Linked DNA regions of Homo sapiens: all the other regions are linked to region 2. The links are chromatin loops, found by intact Hi-C in ENCODE. Cell type or tissue: sigmoid colon. All regions are shown on one strand. Links, peaks and the distances in the headings refer to the core of each region. The heading gives the core; the rest is flanking DNA.

Evidence for each region. A loop is a pair of places that touch in the nucleus more often than their neighbours do. Peaks named below come from ENCODE experiments on the same cell type or tissue, not always from the same donor. Only the 100,000 strongest peaks of a DNase experiment are listed, where the experiment ranks them.
Region 1: it touches region 2 in a loop (4-fold over the local background); 13 of 110 quality-filtered maps call a loop at or near these places.
Region 3: it touches region 2 in a loop (2.6-fold over the local background); 2 of 110 quality-filtered maps call a loop at or near these places.

What each region holds. Positions count from the first base shown.
Region 1 is chr7:42,697,901-42,702,743 of GRCh38, reverse strand. All of the region lies in intron 1 of LINC01448 (long intergenic non-protein coding RNA 1448), which reads left to right. Among named protein-coding and RNA genes, the nearest start is that of LINC01448, 6.1 kb to the left of the region's middle. In sigmoid colon, for the core only: no CTCF peak of the experiment used is centred there; a DNase peak (open chromatin) is centred at 2,728; H3K27ac peaks cover 468 bases.
Region 2 is chr7:42,829,376-42,834,218 of GRCh38, reverse strand. No RefSeq gene overlaps it. Among named protein-coding and RNA genes, the nearest start is that of C7orf25, 80 kb to the left of the region's middle. In sigmoid colon, for the core only: a CTCF peak has its summit at 2,355 (motif pointing right); a DNase peak (open chromatin) is centred at 2,338.
Region 3 is chr7:42,491,416-42,496,258 of GRCh38, reverse strand. No RefSeq gene overlaps it. Among named protein-coding and RNA genes, the nearest start is that of LINC01448, 210 kb to the left of the region's middle. RefSeq lists a silencer at 2,355-2,649 and enhancers at 2,355-2,649, 2,251-2,751. In sigmoid colon, for the core only: no CTCF peak of the experiment used is centred there; DNase peaks (open chromatin) are centred at 2,518 and 3,176; H3K4me3 peaks cover 1,118 bases; H3K27ac peaks cover 1,394 bases.

The sequences.
Region 1 (4,843 bases), core at 1,256-3,755, 130 kb after region 2:
TTGCCTACAATTCAGTTGCCTGCTGACTTGGATGAGTACTCAGGGGAATACTTTTGATTTTTGTGTCCTGGGGCTACCTAGTCCAATAATATGGAGTGCTGTGAGAGACACTAGCATAGCTTTTCATAGAACAACCTTCAACAATGTTTAAAGAAACCTGTAATGAAACAACTTGAACCAGCATTACCCCGTTTTGCTGATTTCAGCAAATGGGCCCCAACTTGAAAACATGTCACTATTCAAAGCTCATTTTTAGGTTGGTTGTTTAAAATTCAGATCACATTTTCAGAAATGGTATTATAAATGGCAGTTAGGCTTCCAGGCTACCTTATAAAAACCTACTTACCACATAACATAGCTGGAATACTTTGTATTTATAATAAAAAATGGTAGAGAATAATACTATTGTAATGCTACAAATTAAAATAAGTAATGATGGTGGGCTAATTAACTTTTATGTAATTCGTGTGGCCTCTAGCTTGAGGAAACACAGTGTAACAGCTATGAGCTTGCTCTGGGGTTAGAACATCTGGTTCAAATACTAGCTTTATGGCCTACTTATTGGTGTGACCAAGGGACAAGGTATAACTCACTGAGCCTCAGTTTACTCAACTATAAAATGGGGATAAAAACACCTCATAGGGTTGATGTGAGCATTAAGTGAGATAATATGTCTAAAGCGTTGGTGTCATAGAGCTTGACACCTACAAAGTTCCTGGGGTATGATAACTGTTGTGGACATGATTGATACCTGCTGATCATTAAGTCCTTCCCACTGAACGGACACTGTGCCAAAGATGTTGCCTACAATTTAAACCTATTAGCCCAGTGAGGAATTAGTCCCATTTTTACAAATGTGTGATTGAGGTGCTCTGAGATTAAGCAACTTGCCCAAGGTCACATCAAAACATGTCAACTTGTCTAGACCACAGGGTACCCAGATATTTGGTCACACGTTATTCTGGGTGTGTCTGTGAGGATGGTTCTGGATGCAATTGACATGTGAATTGGTGAACTGAGTAAAGCACAGTGCCCTCCTCAATGTGTGTGGGGCTCATTGAATCTGTTGAGGGCCTGATTGGAACAAAAGAGCTGAGGAAGGGAGAACTCTCTCTCTCTCTGTGAGTGTCTTTGAGCTGGAACAGGGCTCTTCTCCTGCCTTCAAACTTTGACTGGAAGTTATGCCATCAACTCTCCTGCTTCTCAGGGCTTCAGACTTGGACTGGAATCGCATTATCAGCTCTCCTGGGTTTCTAGCTTGTCAACTGCAGATCTTGGACTTCTCAACCTCCATAATCTCATAAGTCAATTTCTTATAATAAATCTCTTTAGGTAATGATAGATGAAAGATAGATGGAGGGATAGATAGATAGATGAATAGATAGATAGATAGATAGATAGATAATCCTATTGGTTCCATTTCCTGGGAAAGCTTTGATGAATATAGTCACAGAGATGGAAAGTGAAAGAATGAGGCCTGGCATCCAGGTCTATAGGTTTGAAAGCTGAGAATCCTCTGAGGTCTGGCTGTGACTCCCTTTGGGTCCATGGTTGGACAGCCCAGTTCTTACTCTGTGCCGGGTGGCACTGCCCAAACCAGGAATGGGGACTGTCAGGATTATCAGGGCCAGAAAGAAGGAGGAGAAATAGGAAAGAGCAAGTAATCATGTGAGCCAAGGCAGAAATGGGTCCCCAGTTCTTATCAATTGTTGCTTAATTTAACTTTGGAGTTTCACCAAGTTTTATCAAAGACTCCTTTCAACTTCTTCCAAAACTTGATGGTAGGAGCCAAAAGTCCTTCAAGGTCACATGACTTTATGGCCTCCAGCACCATGCCTGGCACATAGCAGGTATACGAGAAACCCCATTAACTCTGAGTAAGATGTCACAGCACTTACATAATTTTTCTGCTATTTCCAATGACTTCAGATTCATTGGGAAGCAGTAATGAAGGATTTGATTTCTAGAGGTCTCTTATCTGTCAGAGCTCCACATTGCCACCACCTACCTTCAAAGTGACTTCTCTATTAGGGAGCAGGGGGACGGTTTCGCTAACCATAGATGCTAAGACAGAAATTTAAAAATGCAGTACTCCCACGCTGAACCCAAGTTCTATGTTTTCCCTGACCAGAAGGAGTCTCTCTCCCACTTTACTCACTTGGCTCCCAGCTTTTCCATTTCAGGAACTGATCCTCACCAGATGGTGTTTAACTATTGTCAATGCAATGATTATGTTTATTTATCTAAATGTCCCTGAAGCTTCGACTGATGAACTTGGCTTTATTCATCTCTCTTCTGACTCAGTAAATTCTCTAGAATATAATATTTACAATCTAAGCTTAATAGAACCTCACGACATTGAAACATGATATGATTTTTTAAAACACAGATTAATAAATAAATCAGTACAAAAATTAAATACATGAGGATGAAGAGAAAGAAAGTGATCACAGAAAATCTGGAAAACAAAAAAGTAAAAAGCAGATGAAGCTTTCTTAAGTAGCACAAGCTAAAGAGAACAATGACCATTGGCACTCTGCAGTCATGCTTTCTGCTCTGTTATTTTTAACTTTTTATTGTTTTTGTTTGTTTGGTTAACATGGTTTCTTTTTCCTTTGCCAATTTGTAATAAATGAAGTAAAAGAGATTTTGTTAGAGTATTAACATGAGGTTCAAAAGTATCTGCTGCTCCTTCTGTTTCTTCGGACCAGCCTCGCTGCCTTCACCACCACCAGTGCCAGCTGCTGTCCTGCAGGCACTGACGCTGCTGTGTGGCCCAGGCTGGAGCTTCCCTATCACCATCGTCTCTGCATTTCTCACTTGTGAAAATCCTGGAAAACCCAGGATGCTGAAAATATTCAACTCAGTGTTTCTCCACTGGAATTCACTAGTTTCATGTTGTTACCTCGGTTTCCTGAAAGGCTGAGGTCAATCTTGAAAAGGTGACAGACAGCCTTATCTACTCGGAACCTGGCTGCTCTGTTCTTTGGAACCTGGCTGCTCTGTTCTTTCGTCCCTTCCACGTGCTTTTTCTCTGTACAGAACTGCTGACACTGAAGCAGATATTTGTACATGGAAATGATACACAGAATGCTGAAAGAGACTGGAATCTCTCCCCTTATCTACCTCCATGTGGCTGCTGACAACAGAGATATATAACTTCTGGGGTACATCCAACACATGAAAGGTTAGAACATCCGTATATAACCCACTACTTTCTTTCAAGAGGAGTTTCCTAATTTTTGCAATCACTTGGCAGGTCTATATTTCACTGCTTTATCCACTTTCTCCCCGCCCACCCCCCAACCCCGCTGATTGCTGATATAAATGTGGGTAGCAAAGGATCATTCCTAAGACTTTTGCCTGGGTTTTATAGTTGCTACCAACAATTTTGCCACAAAAACTACAAATAAAAATAGGCTCTGCAATGAATAAAGTAAACAAGGGGCTTGTAGAACCCCATGAATTGGCGTCTAGAAAATGGGCTTTTCATCTGTGTGCAGGCTCTTGGCAAAATATGTGCATGTTCACTAACCCATATGCTAAATTACTAAGTTTTACCGCATTTTAAATTATTTCACGTCCAACCCATATTTGCAGAGATATGTGGCAATCATCCAATTTTTTTTTCCTTTTTGGCTTAAGTTTTCCCCTTCTATGGATAAGAACAGAGGCAGACTTAAAGTAGAACTCTATTAGGAAAAATCTGCACGCTGCATAGGCTAACTGCAAATATAATACTTTAGTGTGTCTAGCAGTTGTGGATTGAAATGTGAAGTTGCCAAAAAAAATGTTTAGGGCAATTCTTTATACCTATTAATGAATGACTCCCAGGAGAAGGAAATAAAGTAAAACTCAGCATATGCCAACAGCTGGTGTGAATATGAAAAGTCATCTGGCTTGATTAAAGTCAGCAAACTTTGCTCCCCTGTCCTATCATACATTCAAAGTAGAATGATGCTGGAGGTATGACTAACAGCAGCGAGATTAACTTTAGAACAAAACTAAACCTCTGGATAAATGCTATCTGCCAAAGAAATAGGCCTGAACGTCTGTACACATGTTCCTGTGACCATACCAATTCCCCAAACTTCTCTAGGATCCGTCTTTTGTGTCAGTTTGAGCCATATAGAAAAATTATGCTTGCTATTTTCTGATAATCAAATATACTTCCAAGGATCTATTATAATTGATTATATTATCAAGCTGGATCTCCTTATGGATTATAAATAGGTCTATTAAAAACAACCAAACACATGTAGTAATTGACTACCTTGATCATTGCCTGTGGATGAATGTTAACCTATGCCATGAGGGCAGAAGCTTGAGTTCCACAATTTGAAATGTCCAGGCACCTCTGGAGGGAATGTGAGGAAGGCCTGCCATGGTTCTATTTGCATTGACACAGACAGCCATCAAGAAAGCAAGACTTTTAGAAAAGACCCTAGGTACTAAGGCAGTCCAAAGACAAGGTATCAGCATTCGGAGAAGGTACACTTCTGAGGCTTGTATGCTATCTGTCACTTCTACAAGTTTCTGCCAACTGGGAAGAGGAGACTTCAATTAGAACTGAAAGTGCTGCTTCACTAAGTGGCTGGAAGTCCTCAATAACAGAGTGTGGGGCAGCTAAAATTAGAGAAATGCTATTTTCATTGTTATTGTGGATCTAGGATTTCTCCTCCAGTTTGGAACTATCCAGGAAACACATCAGAACCACCTATCTAATGAAACAACTCAACAGACCTAGCCCTTCAACATTTAAAACAATTGTGTATGGAGTCCTCTTAGAAATACTTTTATAATATGTTGCCAAAGTATATAAATTATCACAAGAGTTTTTATG
Region 2 (4,843 bases), core at 1,395-3,894:
GGTTTCATCATGTTGGCCAGGCTGGTCTTAAACCCCTGACCTGAAGTGATCCGCCCACCTTGGCCTCCCAAAATGCTGGGATTATAGGGGTGAGCCACTGTGCTCCGCCTGGTTTCTTTTCTAGAATCGTGGCTGGCTCTTGGTCCTGCCCTAATGAGGGGTGGGGGCAGCTTGTGCATCTCGTGAGCAATACTGCTTCGCTACTGGCCCCCTCTGGCATTCAAAATCTTCATCACTAAAGGGAGGGCTGAAGGATGACCTTGGAAGAATGTGCTGGTACTCACAGGATACTGTTCAGGAGTTTATTATTCAGAATTAGTCTTGTTTGTGGTGAAAACAGTAGAAAAATAGCAATGACTCCATTCATGGCTATTTGAGCAGTCCCTATTAGGGCACTTAGGTGGTTTTGCTTCCTAGAGCAAAACTCCCTAACCCTGGATTAAGTACCAAACCTTCGTTTTCTATTTGTAAGTTGAGAGATGCGTCTCTTCCTCACAGGATTGTGTGAGAGGATTCCATGATAGGGAACTGGGCACAGTATCTGACCCATGGCACAGCACTCAGTACGTGGCAATGAAGAGCCATCAGTGCTCATTAATAACCCCAAACCACATCCTGGCTTAGCAACACCGTGAGCTGATCCAAGCCTCCTGTTAGCAAATTCAAGGCTCTTCATTCTAGAAGTCATCTCCCACTTAGTGCTGTCACACCTCCCCCAACTTCTCTTTAGATGTGATGCCCAGTATCTTAGGGCTCCTTCCTTCCCTTGCTCCTCCTGCCTCCAACAAAATCTGTTTTTAAGAGATTATCTAATAACCTCTTGGTCTAAGTCATTATTTCTTTTTATCTTATTTTTCCAGGGTTGTTGAGGTATAATTGACAAATAAAAGTTGTGTATATTTAAGGTACACAGCCTGATGCTTTGATATACTTATACATTGTGGAATATCACTTTAATCAAGTTAATTAACATATCTGTTGCCTCATGTAGTTGCGTGTGTGTATGTGTGTGTGAGTGTGAACACCAAAGACCATCTTAGCAAATTTCAAGGATTCATACAGATTTGGAAACTCTAGTCACCATGTTATAAGTAAGATCTTAGAATTTATTCATCTTACGAAACCGAAACCTTGTACTCCTTGACTAACATGTCCCTTTAAAAGGGTCACATGGCTTTAGACCAAAAAAGTAGAGCTTAAATTCTATATTTCAGGCTATAGGAAGAGGGTAGCAGAGGCATCTAAGGGTTGAAACACTTGTTTGAACTCTGGAAATTATACCTTTCATATTCACCTTCTCCATGTACTTGTAAAACTGGTCTCACTAGGCTGAGTGGTTTCTGGCACCCTCTTTCCCCTAAAATCTGTTTCAGAGGTTAGAGTGACCTCTTAAGGAATGAGTTACTCAGGAATTTCAAATCTGTCAGAAGATATAATTGAAAAATTTTTGGGCATGAGTGGGGTGTGGAGTACTTACCAAATAAGATCCTAGTTTTAAATTTGAGCACACAGACTTTAAAACTTTAGAAAGTAAAAATGTGCTTGACTTTGTGGGTGTGTGGTGTGAACATGTGTGGATAAGCGTGTGTGACTGTGTGTGTGAGTGGTAAGTATCAGTGTTTAGGGTCTGTGGTTGCATGTACATGTGTGTACAAACGTGTGTGTGGTGAGTATGAGTGTGTGTGATGTGTGGTGTGTGTGGTATATATATGTGTGTGACTGTGTGTGTTGTGTGTATGTAGTATGTATGACTACATGTATGGTGTGCATATGTGATGTGTGTGGCTGCATGTGTGTGTGTGTGGCAGGTTTTGACCTCTGCTGAAACAGCAGTTCAGGTGATGGAAGCTTCCTGTTCAACCACAAAACAGATTGTTTTCCTCCAAATTATCCGGACATCGTGGAGCGCCGAGCCAGGATCACTATCTCTGCCGTGGAGAGGGAGTTTATTCCAAATAAACATTGTAAGGTTGACAGATTCCTAAGATGAACTTTAGCTTGAGTTTCTATTTACTATAAGTTCCTAAGAAAACTTTGAGAGTATAATTTGTGCTCAAATGCTTCAGTCAGAGTGAATTGTAGGATGGAGGGGATAACTTGAGTGTTTAATCTGTGCAAATGCTGTTTCATATTTTTTTTAAGACTATTTTTTGAGAAGTGGCTCTGGCTGTGTCAGTAGCATTTCCTTCCCCCGCCAAAGGCCACTTGCTCCTTTTTTCTTTGGTGTCCTTTCTGAGCCATGTCCTATCATTCCAGGTATCGCTAATTCAGCACATACATGCCATGATCCCATGTCCTTCGGCTGTGCCCTGCCAGGTGGAGTATGTTGCACTGTCTAACGCTAAGAAAATGGGGAGCTCTGGAGCCAGCAGAGGGAGCTTTCTGTCCAAATTGGAACTGCCTTCAAATTTGCAGCACAGATTCACACTCTTTTTAAAACTTTAGAAGGAACTTTCAGGTAGCCTGGCTTTGTGCATCAAGTAGCATGTATAATTCCACATCTGAGGCATCTATTCAATGCTTCTCGTGAGTGCCTTCCATGCATTAGTTTGCCACTGAGGGAGAGTGCCTGCAACTCTCCTGCACATTGCTTTCAGGTTAATCTTCCCTCTCCACGGTGGAGATAGTGATCCTGACTCAGGGCTCCACGATGTCCGAGGAATTTGGAGGAAAACAATCTGTTTTGTGGTTGAACAGGAGGCTTCTATTACCTGAACTGCTGTTTCAGCAGAGGTAAAAATGCACCCCCCCACACACACAGTCACACACACAACATACACCATACATGCAGTCATACATACTACATACATAACACACACACACATATATGTATCACACACACCACACATCACACACACTCATACTCACCACCCACACTGAATCTTGTTTCACTGCCCTGGCCTCAGCATAAAACTAGAGTGTGAGACTGGACTCTACATGAACTTTCTTGTTCTTTGTTCCTTCATTTATAAAATGAGGCCACTACAACCATGTGGTAGAATAAACAATGACCTCAGCAATATAATATAACTCAGTGCTAAAGCCAAAACCAGGATCAGAGAATAACAGCATCTCAAACCTGGAGAGACCAGGGTAGCAGAGCACTTGATCCAAGCCCCCATCTGAGGAGGCAGAAATCTTCCAGGACGGGAGGGTGTTTTCATATGGCAGGAGTCCCAGGACTTACGGCTATAGCCTCTTGTCCAATGTATTGGGTTTCTGCAGCCTTGTGTGTGTGACTTTGAAGAGCCACATGTTTTAACTCCAGGGAAATGAAAAGTGAGCTATCTGATGTAGCTTATACATGAACCCACATCCTTCCATGAAACAATACCATTCCAAATAGAAGCAGCAATAGTCAGCCTCATTCTGATTCTATTTCTTCTATAGAATTCGTGTTTTGTGTGATCATTCATTCAGCAAATCTTTTTTGAGCTCTTCTTGTGTGTCAATTATTGTGTTGCCTAGTGCGGCTGTAGCCACACTGCAAGCACTGCCTCTGACAGCTTATGAAGAGTGCTACGCTGAATGCAGCTAGTTTGGCCATCTTCTATGTTCACCTCCTTCCATTTCCTGGCTCTAGTGTTCTGAATCTACACACTGAACTTTGATGCCTACAGAGTCACTGTTTCACTTGTTTTTGGTGGTACCAGACATGCAATTTACCAAATAGTCCCAGCTTCCTGCCTTGCAGGCCAGTGGGAAGTTTGCATTTCCTGGCCCATTGTGGTGGAGTAGAACCACGTTACTAGTTCTGGCCAGGACCTGTGAGTGTGATGTGTTTCACTTCTAGGTCGGAGCATCTCTACCTAGCTCCGTATCCCTCAGACAAGGAGCTCCAGAGAAGGGCTGGTGCTGCTCCCCAGCCTGGCTCCCTAAGGGACTGTAGGAACACAGCCTTTTGCTGACTCCCAAAAGCCACATGCCAGGTATAAGAAATCAACCATTGGGTTGTTTTTTTTTGTGTTTGTTTGTTTTCTTTTTTTCTTTTCTTTTTTTTTGTTTTTACAAGGAGCCTATCCCAACTGATTACCTTCATATAGAACATAGCAATTGGGTTCCTGCTTTATTTGGGCTAATCACTAGCATATATTCATTTATTGATTGATTCATTCATTTAACAAATAGGCCTCCAGTTCCTCCTGTGTGTCAGGAACAATTCCGGGGATTCAGCTGTGAACACGAGTCAACGATCTTCCCCATGTCAAGCTTATCTTCCAGTGGAGAAGAAGAGGAGTGATCACACTTAATAGGAAAAACAAGCAGGAAATAAAAGCAAAAACACAAATCCAGGTGGGCTTTGTCATTGCTGAGACTACTCCTGATAAATCCTGACATTTCAGGGTACTGTGCAGGAGACTTACAGACACCAGAAACCCGAAGGCAGCATTCACCTGGATAATGCTAGAAGGAAACATAAAAGGTCAGAGAAGGCCCCGACCATATGTACATCTTACGGACCACTGATGATGCTTCAAGATTGCTGGTCAGGTGAAGGAAACACCATGACCACCCCAAATCAATCACATAGAATTCCATGACTGAGGAAATTCTCTCCATTCTTTGCCTCCTCCAACACCTGCTCTCACTCAGCTCAATCTAGCCTCTTCTTTTGCCACATGAATGGGGTCAGGAGTTAGCAGGAAATAGAACGATGGGAGTAGGAGAGAATGTCTGTGAGAAAAATATAATGGTCCTCTTCCCCTTAATACTCCAGGCACAAAGGGGAGACTCAAGCTCATGGACAGTGAGAATAATTTAGCAGCATCTTCAAGCTGAATCCCAGTACTCTGCTTTCTAGTTTATGTGGTCTTGGAGGTGACTCGATTTATTCCTTTAAAAT
Region 3 (4,843 bases), core at 1,256-3,755, 340 kb after region 2:
ATTAGGAGGTCCTTATAACCCAAGGCACAAGATGCAAGATGAATTCATAGTCAAAAATTATAAAGCTTTTGAAGAAGTTCAACATCATAACAGTCTACAGACTCAACTAATGAGGGAATTTACATTTTAGGAGTTAGAAATAATGGAGCAATCTAAAAGAGATCTAAATATACCTGTTTGAAATGTCCTATGGAAGAAATAGCATGATAAAAATAAAAACAGAGTTTATGAAAGAAGAGTCAGTGGATTTTTTTTTCCAGTAGAAACGCTGAAAAAAATACAGTCACTGAGAAAAAATTCTAAAAAAAAAAAGTTGTAATCAATGGTTTTTAACCTTGGTTACGCATCATAGTTATTGATGTCCATCTCCTGACCCACACCGATTAAACCAGAAATTCTAGGGGTGGGACCAGGCATTGATATTTTGTTAATCTGCCAGGTGATTCTAAGCTACAGCCCCTATGTGAGGTACTCTGTTAACATATTAGACATAACTGAAGAGAGAAGTATTAACAACAGCAACAACAAAACTAGACATAGCCTGAGACAGAAAAGAGGAGAAAAAAAAGAGAATGACAAGATGATAAACAAACAAGTTAAGAAACATGAAGGATGTAATAAGAAAAGTCTGATTCATACACATAATATGCATTCCAGAAGGAGAGAATAGAGAGAATTGTGGAGGAGAATTCGTCAAACAGAAAATGGTTACATCTTTTCCAAAAATGATGCAATATATCAAAAGCTCCATTGGATGCTGAGTAGATAAATAAAAATAATCCAGACCTAGACACATGATAGGGAAATGTAAAGAGGAAATGCTGGAAGTAGGTGTGGGTGGAGGGCAATGAGGCATCTCTAATACTGATGTAATTGTTGCAAGAAAAAAATTAAAATGTAGTTGTAGTATCGGAGCCTATTCTAATGTGCACTCATGCGCAAAGTAATGCAAGGTTGCTTAGTGAATACTGACTACATGCCATGTGCTGTCCTAAGAACTGGCAGACAGAAAGATAAATAAGACATGGTGGAAGAACTCCAGGGAAGAGGAGAAAGGCATGTATACAACCATGGTGGATCGTATTAATAGCACCAATACTTCAAACCTCCCTGTGTCCAGTGATTTTTTTTGTGACTTTACAGTTCTTTCCAGAGTTTATTCTCCCATTGCCTTAAAAATTGGCTGACCTTGAACTTTCTTTAGACTAGAATTCACTGGACTTGATGGTAAGTTAATTCTGAGACTAGGTCTCAAGAGACCGCGAGTATTTCTGCTGTGCTTCTGCTTTACTCTGATGACATGCCCAGGCTAGCCTGCTGGAGGATGAGAGGCGTGGGAAGCAGAGATCAGTCACCCCGGTCACCCCAGCCAACAGCCAGCCATGAATGTAGGTGATCTCAGCCAAGATCAGTAGAGCCAACCATCCTACATGTCTGATGAACAAGTGGCTATTATTGCAGGCCATACAGATGCCATTGATACGCCAGCTCCCCATAATTCAATGTGACGGAGCACACAGAAACAATCAGCAGGAAAATAACTCCAAATTTTAATTTTTTTCCCCCTAAACCATATTACACTTGTTTCCTTGGTTTCACAAAGTTCCAGCTTGTTCCGTCTGGTAAATGTGTTGGTGGCAAAAGCTGTGAGACATGGTGGCAGATGAAATCTCTTGCCCTTAAATAGCTGTCAGCTCAAAACTATAAACAGTAAATACTGTGAAGCCTGTCTTAAACCGCAGCCCAAGGGAGCCGCAGAAATTGGATGCCTCATAGAAATGATCTTTAAGTAAAGGTTGAATACAATAGCCTTGGGGATATTTTCAAATGGTGGCTCCAGACAGAGTTGTCTGATGGGAAGCGTTCGCCAGGCTGGGCTTCCTGGAGTTTGCCTGCTCTGAGACACATAATGAAAAAGAGAGCTTCAGGGTTCATCAGGGGATGGCACAGAGGCTAGGAAAATCCAAAGTATTTTATAATGTCCAGGTAAATGCTCTACTTGTGGATTCATTAATTAGACTTTCAAAGATAAGAGGCCAAATAAAAAGCTGAACTTTTTCCTCAAAGCTTGCCTTCATCTCACTGAGCAACATGCAAAATGCCCCTCACAATAAATCGTTTCCCCTTCCCAGGTAGAGCCACCTGCATTTGGTGTGTGTGATTTGGGGTGTTGAAAGCTAGCCAAAGCAAGCAGGAATGAGAGGACTGGTTAGCAGCTCTGCTCCGCAGTGTGGGAAGTGGTTAGGCTGCAGAGGGGGCACCCTAATGCATGCCTTTTGAAATCAGAGCAGCTTAAGCCCTTGAGAGGGGATGTAGGGACCCTGGGGTCCCAAGGGGAAAGATCTTGCAGCCCTGATAAGAATGGGTGCCTGGCAAGGCTAAGCTGGAATGGGAATCTCCAGGCGTGGAGAGCGTCCACTCTTGCTGTGGTCAGAATCAGAACGGAGAATGCGGAGCATGAGACAGAGGCTTTCCGTAAACACGGCTCATTCTCAGAGCACTTCAGGGCTGGGTTCCCAGAGGGCGGACATTCCTAGAAATGGTGCAGATGCACAGCCCCTCCTTCCAGGGCACCGCCCCCGCAGCCCGGCAGAGCAACCGCAGACATTTATTTTCCTTCTCCGAATAACACCGCCGCGCTGGGTGGAAACGAACCCGAGAGCCCACACTTGGCCAGCGGCCGCGGGGAGTGGGCGCCAGCAGTAGGTCCCTGCTGGGGCTGTCGCTCAGCTTCTCCCTGCGGACCTCGGACACAGCCCCCACCAAGCTGCATGCGTCCCGGCCTCCTCCCTTTCCAAAATCCGGCTGCTCCTGCTGTCAGGCACCTGAGAGGGAGCTTCCCTTAGCCTTGGAATCGCTGCCAAGGGGTCGAGCAGACTTTTCAAATTCTCTCCCCCTCCCCGGAGCCCCCACCTTCACTTAGACATTTGTAGGTCACTATTTGTTTATTTATAATTTATTGATTGATCTTTAAAATTTAATAGGCATTAGAATCACATGACATCATGCTAACAGTTCCTGATGTGAAATCTGTCTGTTTCAAGATTTTATATAAAATATTCCATTATGTTATTACACTTGTAATCTGTAGACTCCCTGCGTTTGCATAGTAGCATCCTCAGCAGGGCGATGCAGACCCGGACTTCTTGTTGAAGAGAGGGAGGAAGCTTCCTCATAAAAGGCCAGACTCTCAGTGGGCTCCGTGTGAATCTGTCTCCACACTCACGGCTGTCTAATACTGCATGCCTCAGCGTTCTCATCTATGAAATGTGAATATTAGTAGTACCTATCTTATAGGATTTGTGCTATCAAAACGTAATCCATATTAAGTAGATAACTCAATGCTTGGCACATAGTGAGTACCCACTGTTAGTATTAGAATTGTTTCTGTAAATACTATTACTACTATTAAAATTTTTCTGAATCAGCTCTTTATTTGTGGATGACATGAAACCTTTTCAGAAGTAATTTAATGTATCTTATTACAAGGCAAATTCTTTTGGTTTTCATATTTTTCTAATAAATACAAGAGAAGCTGACAAAAACAAAATGATAAAGCAAAGAGAAAAGCGAAGGCAGGGAGATCAATTTTAATATCAAATAAAGCAAAGATATTGAGAGAGAGAGATTTTTGTGTTCATTGCAGACAACATTCCCATTCAAGATATAGCAGCAGAAAACAAACAGGCATACTAACAATTTCGTGCTTCTGACTTTGTACTCTTTGTCTAAAAAGTGACTCCTAAAATTGTATAAAATTCAGGGCCACAAATCTGAACTGCACCTGAAAACATGTAAAGCAAAAACTGTTAGGAGTGTAAGAAAATTAACAGCTTCCATATATTTGATTAGAAACAGTTGTAGAAGAATATTTAACAACACAGGAAGATGTTCGTGATATAGTACATACTAAAAGATTAATAACAGTTTCATGTACATATGTCCTGAGGTCAAGGACCAGTTTGCCAAACAGACCAGTTCCCCTTGGAGAGTCACCTTAAAGTCCTAATTAGCCTATTAAAGGCTCTGAGAAATCCAAACACCAAGTTTAACTCTTAAATATAGTGTTTTCTACCACTTTTATTTGAGAATGCAGAACTTTTTCACAATACTCATATTAAACTTCTTTTGAACAATTTTTAATATACACCTTTTTGGGATATGCTATCCTAGAAGCACGTCCATTAGAATCAAATTAAAAAAAAAGAAAAGCCAACTCTATCAGGTGTGAGTGTGTGTGTGTGTGTGTGTGTGTGTGTGTGTGTAATATAAATTGTATAACTATGTAAATATGATATAAAAGGCTACTGGAAAGGATACCAATTATCACTTTTACAGATGACATGATACAATTTTCTCCTTAAACTACCCAAGATTAAGATTGAAAAAATATTAGAACCATATTTTAGTGTATATACAAAATAAATATATTAGAAACTGATTTGACTTACTTTTTATCTGCTACCTATCTACACTGCTTGAGTTTTTGCTTTATCATAATATTATTTTTACAATTTAAAAAGTCTTCTTTAAATTCATGAGGCGTTAGGCTCTTAGAATGAAAGATACTGCCTCATTTCTTGATAATTAGAAACTGTTAAAAAGTCACTTAAGGAATCAGCAGTATTAGTGTCTGATAAAATAAGAACTTCTCAAAATTTGATGTATTGCTGTGTGCAGGGCTCACTCCAATTTCCTGGGAATGATCTGGCACTAGAGGTCCCATCTCCCTGGTCTCCCAGGGGCAGGGCTACACACAGCTCAGTTTCCCTCAGGACTCTGGATCTTCCACGTCTTCAGACTCTGAGCTGTTGGCATTTCTCAGCATCCCTCTAGACAGCTG